Regions from separate parts of the Homo sapiens genome. Here region 2 is linked to region 1. A link is a contact called in ENCODE Hi-C or POLR2A ChIA-PET data. All regions are on one chromosome and are shown on one strand. The core of a region is the stretch at or near the end of the contact, and the rest is flanking DNA. Distances in the headings are between cores, read along the strand shown. Region 1 holds the start of TXNDC11-AS1 (TXNDC11 antisense RNA 1). Region 2 overlaps SNX29 (sorting nexin 29).

Region 1 (5,692 bases), core at 1,222-3,721:
CGATGTAAATAAACTTCACCCCTGGAGGGGGAAACCTCTCTTCCTAATTTGAACCTAAATGTCACCTCGCAACACTCTACCTTGTAAAATACTTTGTATACTGTCCTTGTGGGAGACAAGAATAAAGTACAAGGTTAAGAATCTAGGAGGTCCTGACAATAAAGGATTCAAATTCCAGCTCAGCCCCTTATCACGTAGGTGTGATTTGGAGCAGGTTCTGAAACATCACGAAGGCTGGACTCCTTCATCTGTGCACTGGGAAAGATAACAGTATATTCAAACTTTAATGGGGATTGTAAGATTTAAATGACACCCATACTAGGCTCTCAATTATGTACTAAATGAATAAATGCTTCATGGAAACAGTGGTTCCCAAGCAGGCAATTTTGCTCCCAGGGGACATCTAACAATGTCTGAAGCCATTGTAGTTGTTACATCTTGTGGGGTGTGCTACTGGTATCTAGTGGGTAGAGGCCGGGGATGCTGCTAGACATCCTACAGTAGTCAGGGCAGCCCCCACAACACAGAATTATCTGACCCAAAATATCAACAGTGCCAAGACGGAGAAACCCTGCTGACAGTACCTGGCCTATGGAAAATGCTCACTGAGAGTTATTATAATTTATCTTTCCACTAAAATCCCCGATCTTTTGACACCTCTTTGACAACTGGCCACATATCGTGCTAAATAAACTCAAAAATGTTCCGAGGTGAAATCACAGATATCATAGTAGCAATACAGATCTTATAAACTGGAATCCCAAAAGACCCACTGTGGATTTGGGAGACCAGAAGTACACCTGAAATATACAGCAAATTTTGTATGTGTGTACATTCCTGAAAAGACACACATGAACTTTCATGTTCCTACCCCCTACACCCCAGCCTACTGTCAGGCCTTTTTATCAATTCCAGGGAAACACCAAGCTTGCCCAGCCTCAGAAACTCTGCATTTGCTGTTCGCTCTACCGTGGACACGCTCCCCCGGGATCTTCCCAGCGCTGGTCCCTTCTCCTTTTTGTATAAGCTTCAAATGTCACTTCCTTAGGAAGTCTTTCCCCACCGCCATCGTTTCTATGCCCTGCATAGCACTGAAGCTTTAAAAAATTATATTTACTTGTTCACTGTCCCATCCACTCAAGGGAGCAAAAAGTTCACCCGGACGAGCGTCCGGCACATAGTAGGTGCAGATAAATAATCGTTAGATCAGGCCGGGTGCGGGGCTCTCGCCTGTAATCCCAGCACTTTGGGAGGCCGAGACGGGTGGATCACGTGAGGTCAGGAGTTCGAGACCAGCCTGGCCAACGTGGTGAAACTCTGTCTCTACTAAAAATACAAAAATTAGCCAGGCGTGGTGGCGCGCGCCTGTAATCCGAGCTACTCAGGAGCTGAGGCAGAAGAACCCCTTGAACCCGGGAGGCGGAGGTTTCAGTGAGCCGAGATCGCGCCACTGCACTCCTGCCTGGGACACAATGCGTGACTCCGTCTCAAAATAAAAATAATCGTTAGATCAATGAGTGCGGGAATTCTAAAAGGGGTCTGGAACTCTCGCAAGGTTGTGGATCACTACACCTGAAGCTTAAGGGGAATGAAATCGGTGAGAAATGAGGGTCCTACAGCCCGGGCCGAAGTGACAGGTCCACCCCTAGTGACTCCAACAGGTGAGGAGCACCCCCGACCCGCCTCCCTCGGCACTAAAGCGGGACGATAGGGCGCAGGGCTCCACCCGGAAGCCTCGCCATAATGTCCGCGGGCGGGCCGGGGCGAGGAGAAGGTGGGAAGCCGTGGCCGCAGGTTCCGGGAGGGGTCAGCCGTCCTGGGCAAGGTCAGGCCCGACTTCCCCGGCTGAGGCCGCTGCGACCCGGCCCTGCAGGCTCCAGGCGGCAGAGCAAGGGGAGCGCCCTAGCGGGGCCCCAGGGTCCGGGCCGCCTCACCTGCAGGTGAACTTGAGGGCGAGGAGCAGCGCGCAGCCGAGCGCCACGGCCCCGCAGAGCAGCTCCGGCCGCTGGCGCGCCATGAGGAAGGCGCCACGCAGCCCGCGACGGAGCCGGCCCGCCGAGGACGCTGTGGCCAGGGTCGGGCTCGAGCTGAGGCAGTCTGAGCCCGCGGGGCCGCCGCCGCCCCCTCCCTCGTCCTCGGCGTCCTCGCTGCTGCTGCTGCCGCCGCCGCGGCCTCCGCATTCCGACATTACATGCTCCCAGTCGCCGGCTTTATACCGCCGCCGCCGCCTCGGGCCCGAAGGCCCGGCCCGGCCCGTTGCTCCCCAATCCCGCAGCTCGCCGCACCCGCTAACCCGGACGCTCCACGTCAGCCGCGCCGCCGCCGCGGGGTCCGCCCCACCTCACACCCCAGAGCACGCAGCTCCGCCCACCGCTCACGGAGTCCGGGCGGGCACCGACACCGCCCAAATCCCCGCCCCCAACGGGCCACGCCCTGCACCCTACGTAAATGCACGGAAGCCTTCCCCGCCCGCAGCCCAGTCTTGGCCCCACCGGTCACGACCCCGCTCACGGAGTCTGCGCAGGCGCCGTCGCGGGGCGTGGAGAAGCTGCTCCCTTGGGATAAGGCCCGCGGGGAATACTTGGAACCTTGACACCGCTGTAGTCTGCTCTCGCCGCGCTGGGTTTTAGGAGCCGTAACGACAATAATCGTGTCCACCATTCTCACTACAGGCCCCGAAGCACGTAGGTGCCGTTTTTTATCCCAACTTAACTGAAGAAAAAAAAAACACGGCCGGGCGCGGTGGCTCAAGCCTGTAATCCCAGCACGTTGGGAGGCCAAGGCGGGCAGATTACATGAGACCAGGCGTTCAAGACCAGCCTGGCCAACATGGTGAAACCTCGTCTCTACTAAAAATACAAATATATTAGCCGGGCGTGGTGGCGGGCGCCTGTAATCCTAGCTGCTTGGGAGGCTGAGGCAGAGAATTGCTTGAACCCTGGAGGCGGAGGTTGCAGTGAGTGGAGATGGCGCCACTGCACTCCCGTCTGGGGGAGAGAGAGAGAGAGACTCTTGTCTCAAAAAAAAAAAAAGGACTTGTCCTCCAATGTCAATAACAACAAACTAGACAAATAAAACTTCGAGGGCATTAAGGCAATATGGTGTTATGCCACAAACAGAAGGCACAGCTAACGGCCAGTAGCTGAGACGCCACCTCTGCCACAGGTCAGCTATGTGACCCACGTGCAAATCTCATCACTTCCTGTCTGGTTCTGCTTCTGTGGATGTAGAATGGGGCAATCAATGGCTGTCTTGCTCAATTGGCCAGACATTTAATGTGTCAACCACCCAGGCCCAACATGTTGTGAGTTCATGTACACCGACCATTTTGCTATTTCTTTTCTATATGTCACTTTTTTTTTTTTTTTGGTTGTTTTTTGATACAGGGTCTTGTGTCACCCAGGCTGGAGTGCAATGGCGCAATCATAGCACACTGAAGCCTTGACAACCCCAGCTCAAGCGATCCACCCCCGTCAGCCTCCCAAGTAGTAGGCAACACAGATGTGTGCGACTACGCCCAGCTAATTTTTTTTTTTTGTGGAGACAAGGTCTCTCCATGTTGCCTAGGCTGGTCTTGAACTCCTGGGCTCAAGCGATCTTCCCCCTTCGACCTCCCAAAGCGTTAGGATTATGTAAAAGCATGAGTCACTGCGCCCACCTGTCACATCTTTTTGTTTCTTCTATACTGCCTTATTTTGTAGAAAGTAGCTATTTTCTCGTATAACATTAATTCCTTTATTTTTAACTTGTCCCTCATCTCTGTTTTGTGTTATTATTACCCTTATTATCTATGTTACAAACCCAACCATACAGTGTTAATCTTGTTTTAAAAAGCTGAGAAAAAATATATAGTTACAGAGTTTTTTTAACCTTCTAATTTGCCACTTATACTTCTGTTGATTCCTTTGTGTAGATTAGAGTTACACAATTTATTGCTAAAGAAAATAAATATGGTCAAAAGTCACCAGTGTCCTCATTCACTGTAGCTTGCTGCAACAGAATTTACCCTACACTTCCATAAGACATCTGACATTTGCACAGGGCTTCATAAGGTCCAAAGTACTTTCGTTGTCTGTGGTTTAATCTCACAAAACCCATAGTCCTTTGTGAGCAAATGCAAGGCAGTGTCTTACTGACCAGAAAACCACCCTGGATTAACAAAAGAATGCCTCCTTTCCTCTTCACTTTCTGAGCAACTGGGGCCCTGCTCTGGCAGCAGAATGTTCTCTTTTTTATTTTTTGTAGAGATGGGATCTCACTGTGCTGCCCAGGCTGGTCTTGAACTCCTGGCCTCAAGTGATCCTCCTGCTCTGGACTCCGAGAGTCCTGGGATCACAAGTCTGAGCCACTGCAGCTGGCCCAGAACGTTCTTCTGAAACAATTATAAATTTGTTTCAAAATACACTAGGCCTTTCGGGTCAGGCTGTACTACTTTTCATAGGTTAGGTCAGCCCTAACTCGTCCACACCAACTTGTATCTGAGTTTTCCATAGCCACTTTTTTTTTTTTTTTTCTTTGAGATGGAGTCTCACTCTATCGCCCAGGCTGGAGTGCAGTGGCACCAGGTCGGCTCACTGCAACCTCCGTCTCTTGGATTCAAGCAATTCTCCTGCCTCAGCCTCCCAAGTAGCTGGGATTACAGGTGCCCACCACCACGCCTGGCTAATTTTTATATTTTTAGTAGAGATAGGGTTTCACCATGTTGGCCAGGCTGGTCTCAAACTCCTGACCTAAGGTGATCCACCCGCCTCGGCCTCCCAAAGTGCTAGGACTACAGGCATGAGCCACCACGCCCAGCCTCTTGGCCACTTTTTATACCAAGATCAAGTTGCTCGGGGTTTGAGGAGGGAATGGGGCAGAGGAATATATATGTGTCATGTGCTGTGACAGTGGTCCCAGAAAATTATGATACTGTTTTTATTGTACTGTTTCTTTTCTTTGACAGAGTCTTGCCCTGTCACCCAGGCTGGAGTGCAGTGGCACCATCTTGGCTCACTACAACCTCCACCTCCTGGGTTCAAACAATTCTCATGCCTCTGCCTCCCAAGTAGTTGGGATTACAGGCGTGTGCCACCATGTCTGGCTAATTTTTGTATTTTTTGTAGTGATGGGGTTTTCCCATGGTGGCCAGGCTGGTCTCGAACTCCTGACCTCAAGTGATCTGCCTGCCTTGGCCTCCCAAAGTGTTGGGATTAAAGGCGTAAGCCACCAGTCCCGGCCCACTATACTTTTTCTATGTTTGGGTAAATTTAGATACACAAATACCACTGTGTTACAGTTGCCTAAGATATTTAGTATAGTAACATGCTGTACTGGTTTGTAGCCTAGGAGCAATAGGCTATACCATATACTATATAGCAATAGCCTAGGCGTGGTAGTAGGCTATACTGTCTAGGTTTGTGTGAGTGTACGCTATGGATGTTCACACAACACTGGTATCACCTAACAATGTTATTTCTCAGAACGTGTCGCTGTGATGCATGGCCATGTATTTCCTCAATATTAACCCTTCCTTGCAGCCAGAGAGAACTAATGCTTATTAATTTTGATTTTTTTTTTTTTTTTCCGAGACGGAGTCTTGCTCTGTTGCCCAGGCTGGAGTGCAGTGGTGCAACCTCAGCTCACTGCAACCTCTGCCTCCCAGGTTCAAAAGATTCTTCTGCCTCAGTCTCCCAAGTAGCTGGGACTATAG
Region 2 (5,692 bases), core at 1,327-3,826, 600 kb after region 1:
AGTGGAAAGAGACCTGCGCCATCATGACTGTTTCATAATAAGTGGCAGCCGGGCATGGTGGCTCACACCTGTAATTCCAGCATTTTGGGAGGCTGAGGCAGGTGGATCACCTGAGGTCAGGAGTTCAAGACCAGCCTGGCCAACATGGTGAAACCCCGTCTCTACTAAAAATATAAAAACAATTAGCCAGGCGTGGTGGCGCATGCCTGTAATCCCAGCTACTTGTGTGGCTGAGGCAGAAGAATCTCTTGAACCTGGGAGGCAGAGGTTGTGGTAACCTGAGATCGTGCCATTGCACTCCAGCCTGGGCGACAGAGTGAGATTCTGTCTCAAAAAAAAAAAAAAAAAAAAAAAAGATTATGGGTAGTGAGTTTCTTGTGAGTGGAGGTGTTGAAGCAGAAACTGGGCAGTTACTTGGTGGCTCTGTGAGTCAGGACTCTAATCCAAATGACAGAAAACTCAAACTGGGCTTAACAAGAAATGAAGCTTTTTGAGTGATGAAAACTGGACATCCAAGGATTGGTGTAACCTTTGGCAGGGTTGCATCCAGAGGTCAGATGAGCAAATGTGGATGTTCTCTTCCTGCTGTTGCTCTCTGCTTTCTTTTTTGTGGTCTTCATTCTTAGGAAGGCTTTCTCTATATGTGATGGATCCTAGCAGCTCCAAGCTTATGTCCTATGAGCTTAGCAATTCTTGTCATGAAGAGAGGGTTTCTCTCCCAGTAGCTCTAACAAGATTCTTGGAATTGACTCTTATTGGCCTGACTTGAGTCTTCTGCCATCCCTGAACCAGTCACTGTGGCTAAAGGATGAAATACACTCATTGGCAGGGCCAGGGCACGTGGCCAACAGTCAGTGGGGGCGTTTGGTCAGCTTCCCCAGATCACTAGGAAGAGAGGTGGTTTCTTAAGAAAAAGCAGGATTCCATTAGCCAAAAAAGAGGGGAATTCATCTTGGGCAGAGAGAAAAAGAGAGATGTTCACCATGAGGGTCACTGAAAAAGGGTCTTTTAGCATCAAATGAGGAATTGGAGACGATCACTTTTTAGATTTAAATCCAAGACATAATGATCAGGTTTAGTTTCTTAGCCAAAAATTGTTTTCTTTTTCATCTTTGTTTTCATCATCGTCATCTTCTCCATCCTCCTCCCCTTCTTCTCCTTCCCTGGAGAAACTAACTAGAATGGAATGCAGCTGTAGAAATCCTGGTTAATTTCTCAGATGCAGAATCTGGTCTCTGCAAAGGAAGGAGAATTTCTATTGAAGCCCAACCTTTTGTTTGAAGTCCTATTCTCTGTAACGGGGCATAAAGACAATGTTCCTCAGTCAGTAAGCATTCCTAACCTTGAGCTCTAGGATGTAAGCTCAGAGGAGGAAGGAGCTTTTATCTGTTTGTTCCCTGTTGTATCCCCAGTGTCTAGACAGTGCTTGGCATGTAATAGTAAGGATGGATGGATGTGGGAGACAGAATGGGAAGAGCATGGTTTTGCATTGAACAGATTTGTGTTTGGAGTTCTGGAAACGTTGGTCTGTGAGTCATCTGGAGCAGAGTGACCACTTGGGGGCAGTGTGAGGTTATTATCAGTAACTTGCACCTGGTGGCCAGGTAGACAAGAGGCTAGAACTGCGAGAACAGTCGGGAGGGACCAGAAGGGACGATCTCCCCTGTCTCTCTTTCACAACCCCGGCAGCAAACATCTCTAAGAGTCTGATTAGGTCACCCGGAGCATGTGGTATCTTGGGCATTGAAGCATCTTTGTGGGTTCTTGAAGGTCTGAGATCCTCCAGTGGAGAGTGTTCCTCAGTGTCCCGCTTTATAGCCTTTTACGTGGAGTCTTTGCCTTCCATCCACTAAAGGGGCCCCTATCCTTTGTCTGTCACCACTGGCATCTTTCCTCTATTTACTTCACCATGAGGTTATGAGAACTCATCCTACAGTCTCTTCTAAGCCCCTATTTCCTTACCTGTAGAATGGGCATAATGCCTTGAAGAGACGTGATGATTACAGTGAAGGAATATTGATAAAGGACCAAGAAGAGTGTCTGGCCTGTGGAACGCATCCAACCTATGGTTACTATTATTATTGGAGCCCAAGGAGAGATTTGAATTGTATTTGGGGCTTTCACAGACAAACTCATTAGAAAGTACTGCCTGGGCCCATATAGCAGACAGAATACAAGTCTTGTGATGGATAGACCTGGGTTCAAATTCTGACTTCACCACTTGTGATTTGTATGACCTTGAACAAATGATTTAATGTGTCTGAGACCAGTTTCTTCTTGGGTAAAAGGATATCATGATACCTACTTCCTGTGGCTGTTGCAAAGCTGCCTTTAACAAATGTCTTTGGCCTCTGTGCCTTTCCTCAGACTTTCAGGCCCATTGTGAGAGAGCTAGGAAGATACAGGGTTGTCAAGTTGACACATGTCAGAATAGGATTGGTTCTGCCACAGTAACAAATGATCCTCAATCTCGGTCTTTAACAAAATAAAAGCTTATTTCCTGTTCGTATGTGTCCAACATGGGTTGCCCAAGGGCAACAGTGGGACTGTTCTGCTCCACATAATGACTCAGAAATCTAGGTGGACAGAGGCTCCCATCTTGTGGCCACACCATGGCTTTCTCACTTAGTGTTACAGGGAAGGGATGGTGCAGGGTCACACGCCAGCAGTCCTATGCTATGACTCAGAAGAAACATTTGTCACTTCCACCTGGAACTCGTTGGCCCTAAGTCAGAAGCTTGTGCCCTGTTGTGCAGAGGGGGCTGGGAAGCTTGGGGAGCAGGTAGGGTGCATGGTGAGCACCAGTATCTCTGCCACAAGGACCCACTTGTTGTCTTCATGACATTCCCATTGTAGGGATTAGAGCAGCTGTGGGCTAGTGACTCCGTAGCTGCCAGGTCATTTCCAGCACAGTGCTTCGTGCCAGGAAGTAAAGAAATTTAGGCTTGAGACCCCAGCTTCATAGATGCTGCTGAGAACGTGAACTCTTTTACCTCTCCCAGATTCTGGGAGGTAGATGTGGTCTTGTAATGCTGACTGTTGAATAGAAAACAGAAGAAGATCACATTTGATGAGCCACTCTGTTGGGGGTGGCCTAGGCAGGGAAGCATTGTGATACTTTTGCACTTACCTTCACTGCGTATATCATGGGGATATGAGTCACCCAGAGAAAAAGTTTTATTGCCTGTTGCCCTCTGCAAGGGAAGAAAAGTCACAGATGTCTGCTGCATGCCTCCTGAGGGCAAGAGTGTATGCTTGGCATTTTAACATACAAGATCTCGGTCATATCTTCAGTGTCCCATGGAGAGAAGAGATTACAGTCTCCATGTTGCTGATGAAACCATGAGGCTTAGGGGTGTTCAGAGCTGTGTAGAAACAATGGCTGCCCCGTTCATGGGACACAGCCAGTGAAGTGTGGTCCCAGATTCAAGCCCTTAAATTCCATGTTGTTGTTTTAAACTATACCATCTCGTCTTTCCATTGTAATGTCTGTGGGGCTTAAGGAAGTTGTAGGGATGTGCCCAGTTCTGTGTGTCAATCAAAGCTGTAAGAATCAGAATCTTGTGTCTTTTACGAAGCTTGAGTTGTATATTGGCTCATTTAGTCCTCATAACAACGCTATCATGTAAGAGCTCCTATGGCCACCATTTTTCAGATGCAGAAACTGAGGTCCAGAGAGGTTGAATGATTTACCCAAGGTCACCCAGCAAGTTACTGGCAGACTGGGACAGAATCCTGGCCGTCCAGCTCCAAGTTCATCCCCCAGACCAGTACCCCACAGTGCTCGCTCACATTTGAGCACAGTCTTCCCTCTGTCCAGGTGCTGGTGTTCATGAATTACTGCTTGGCACAAATGAATGGCTGCATACCCCTTCCTGGGAGGAGCAAGCCAGCCTTTACCTGAAGGAGGCTCTTGGCAGCTTTACGGGAGTGCTGTTGGGTGTGAGAAAGAGACTCTCAAAGGAAAACAACATTTTGATGCTCATAAAATTTAATGTTCTTTCATTTACTGTCTTTCTCTTGAAACTTGGACATAATTTATTGAGCCCGTGGTTGAAATATTCAGGAGGTCTCTGTGTGCTACTTCGAAGGGAATATGATTAAAAACGCACACCAGCCTCCACTGATTTCTCAAGACATGAGAACACGACAAAGAGCCACATAATTTCAGAATTCACATCTTTATGTGAAAGCCTGTGCTTTCCAGCACCTTGCAGAATGAATGGAAAAGCAGCACTTCAGGGTGAAATGTTTTCCAGAAAACTTCTGACTTGGTGTGCTAGTGTTAGCTTCACGGTACTAAATAACTTCTGTGTCCAGCAACCTATTCTCGGAGATAAAGAGAAGCTGCCCCAGGCCCTGTGCCAGGCTGGCTGCTCTGAAGTCACATCTTAACCATGTTTAAAATCCTGCTCGATACGATGGAGCCCCACTTTATAGCCGAGGAAATGGGAGCAGATGAATGATGGGGCTTGGGTGTGAACCTGTTCTCATGCCTCCTGCCAGCTGACCTCTTCCTGCCTTTGGCCTCAGCTTAGTATCACAAGCCCTAGGACGGGTAGCTGCCTCCCCTTCCTGTTCCCAGGGACCGTAGTCTTCCTGCTGTGCCACTGGCCACTTTGTCTGAGAACCGTTGACCACCTAGATCCCCACGAGATAGGGAGCTCTGTGAGGGCAGGGGCAGGGGCAGGGGCAGGGTCCTTGTCACACTGATGCCCAGAGCTCAGATCAGTGCCTGGCACACCGTTGCTCAATAAATGTTTGTTGAATGAATGAAGAAACGTGAATGAATGACTGAATAAGTAAATGAATTAGTGCTTCCAGGCCTGTGCAGGGAGGTGCATTTGACCTCTTCTGTGGTTTAGCTGTGTCCCCACCTAAATCTCATCTTGAATTGTAGCTCCCATAATTCCCACATGTTGTGGGAGGGACCCAGTGTGAGATAATTGAATCACAGAGGTTGTTCCCCTCTCCTGTTCTTGTGGTAGTGAGTCTCATGAGATCTGATGGTTTTATGAGAGGTTTCCTCTTTCTCTTGGCTCTCATTCACTCTCTTGTCTGCCGCCATATAAGACATGCCTTTCGCCTTCTGCCAGATTGGGAGGCCTCCCCAGTCATGTGGAACTTGTGAGTCCATTAAACCTCTTTTTCTTTATAAATTACCCAGTCTTGGGTATGTCTTTGTCAGCAGCATGAGAACAGACTAATACAACCTCACAAAGGGAGAGGGTTTATAAAATAACCCAAAGCAGAGAGAGATTGTCCAGCATGGTGGTGTGAGAAAGGACTCTGGTTCCAATCCCACGGCCTTTAGTGTTAGCTTTGCCTAGGACTAAACCTCCGTGAGCCTCCATTTCCTCAATCTGTAGATGGAACCACTAGCTAGAATATAGAAACCATGAGGGCAAGAGTCTCTCTTGTTTGCTGCTGTATCCATAGTGTTTAAAACAGGGTTTGGCAAATGGTAGATGCTCAGTAGATGTTTGTGGAATGAATGAATAAATGAATGAAAGAATCTGAGAATTTTCAGATATTGAAGATAAGTTTCTTAAGAAGGAGCCATGGACAGGCCTTGTATGGATAAGTTAACACAAGGATGGGGCTTAGGGTTGGGTCTGGCGTCCAATACATGCTCAGTAAATGTTTGCTCTTAATGACAGTGGCCTCACTGTATCCTCCTCTTCCTCTTTCT

What was found. Hi-C counts contacts between places; a loop is a spot of excess contacts on that map. ChIA-PET counts read pairs that join two places held with the same protein, here RNA polymerase II (POLR2A).
Region 2: a loop to region 1 is called in a map of PC-9, with 5 times the contacts of the local background. The contact joins the enhancer-like site here to the promoter of TXNDC11-AS1 in region 1. A Hi-C loop is called at or near these places in 1 of 168 maps with a recorded cell type or tissue (PC-9). POLR2A ChIA-PET finds 5 or more read pairs at or near these places in 1 of 52 experiments (HEK293).

The regions. Positions count from the first base shown.
Region 1 is chr16:11,740,543-11,746,234 of GRCh38, forward strand. It overlaps TXNDC11-AS1 (TXNDC11 antisense RNA 1), which reads left to right and starts at 2,472. Exons shown (of 1, transcript NR_186412.1): 1 at 2,472-3,964. TXNDC11 (thioredoxin domain containing 11) reads right to left here and starts at 2,315. Exons shown (of 12, transcript NM_015914.7): 1 at 1,935-2,315. The coding sequence starts at 2,188. RefSeq lists silencers at 1,763-2,432, 2,295-2,817.
Region 2 is chr16:12,339,040-12,344,731 of GRCh38, forward strand. The region is part of intron 15 of SNX29 (sorting nexin 29); the gene reads left to right. Among named protein-coding and RNA genes, the nearest start is that of SNX29-AS2, 31 kb to the right of the region's middle. RefSeq lists an enhancer at 2,283-3,482. Within about 2 kb of position 2,577, at least 2 of the 41 ENCODE cell types and tissues checked have a DNase peak (open chromatin) inside an H3K27ac peak, as active enhancers do; they include PC-9, where a contact is called at or near this core.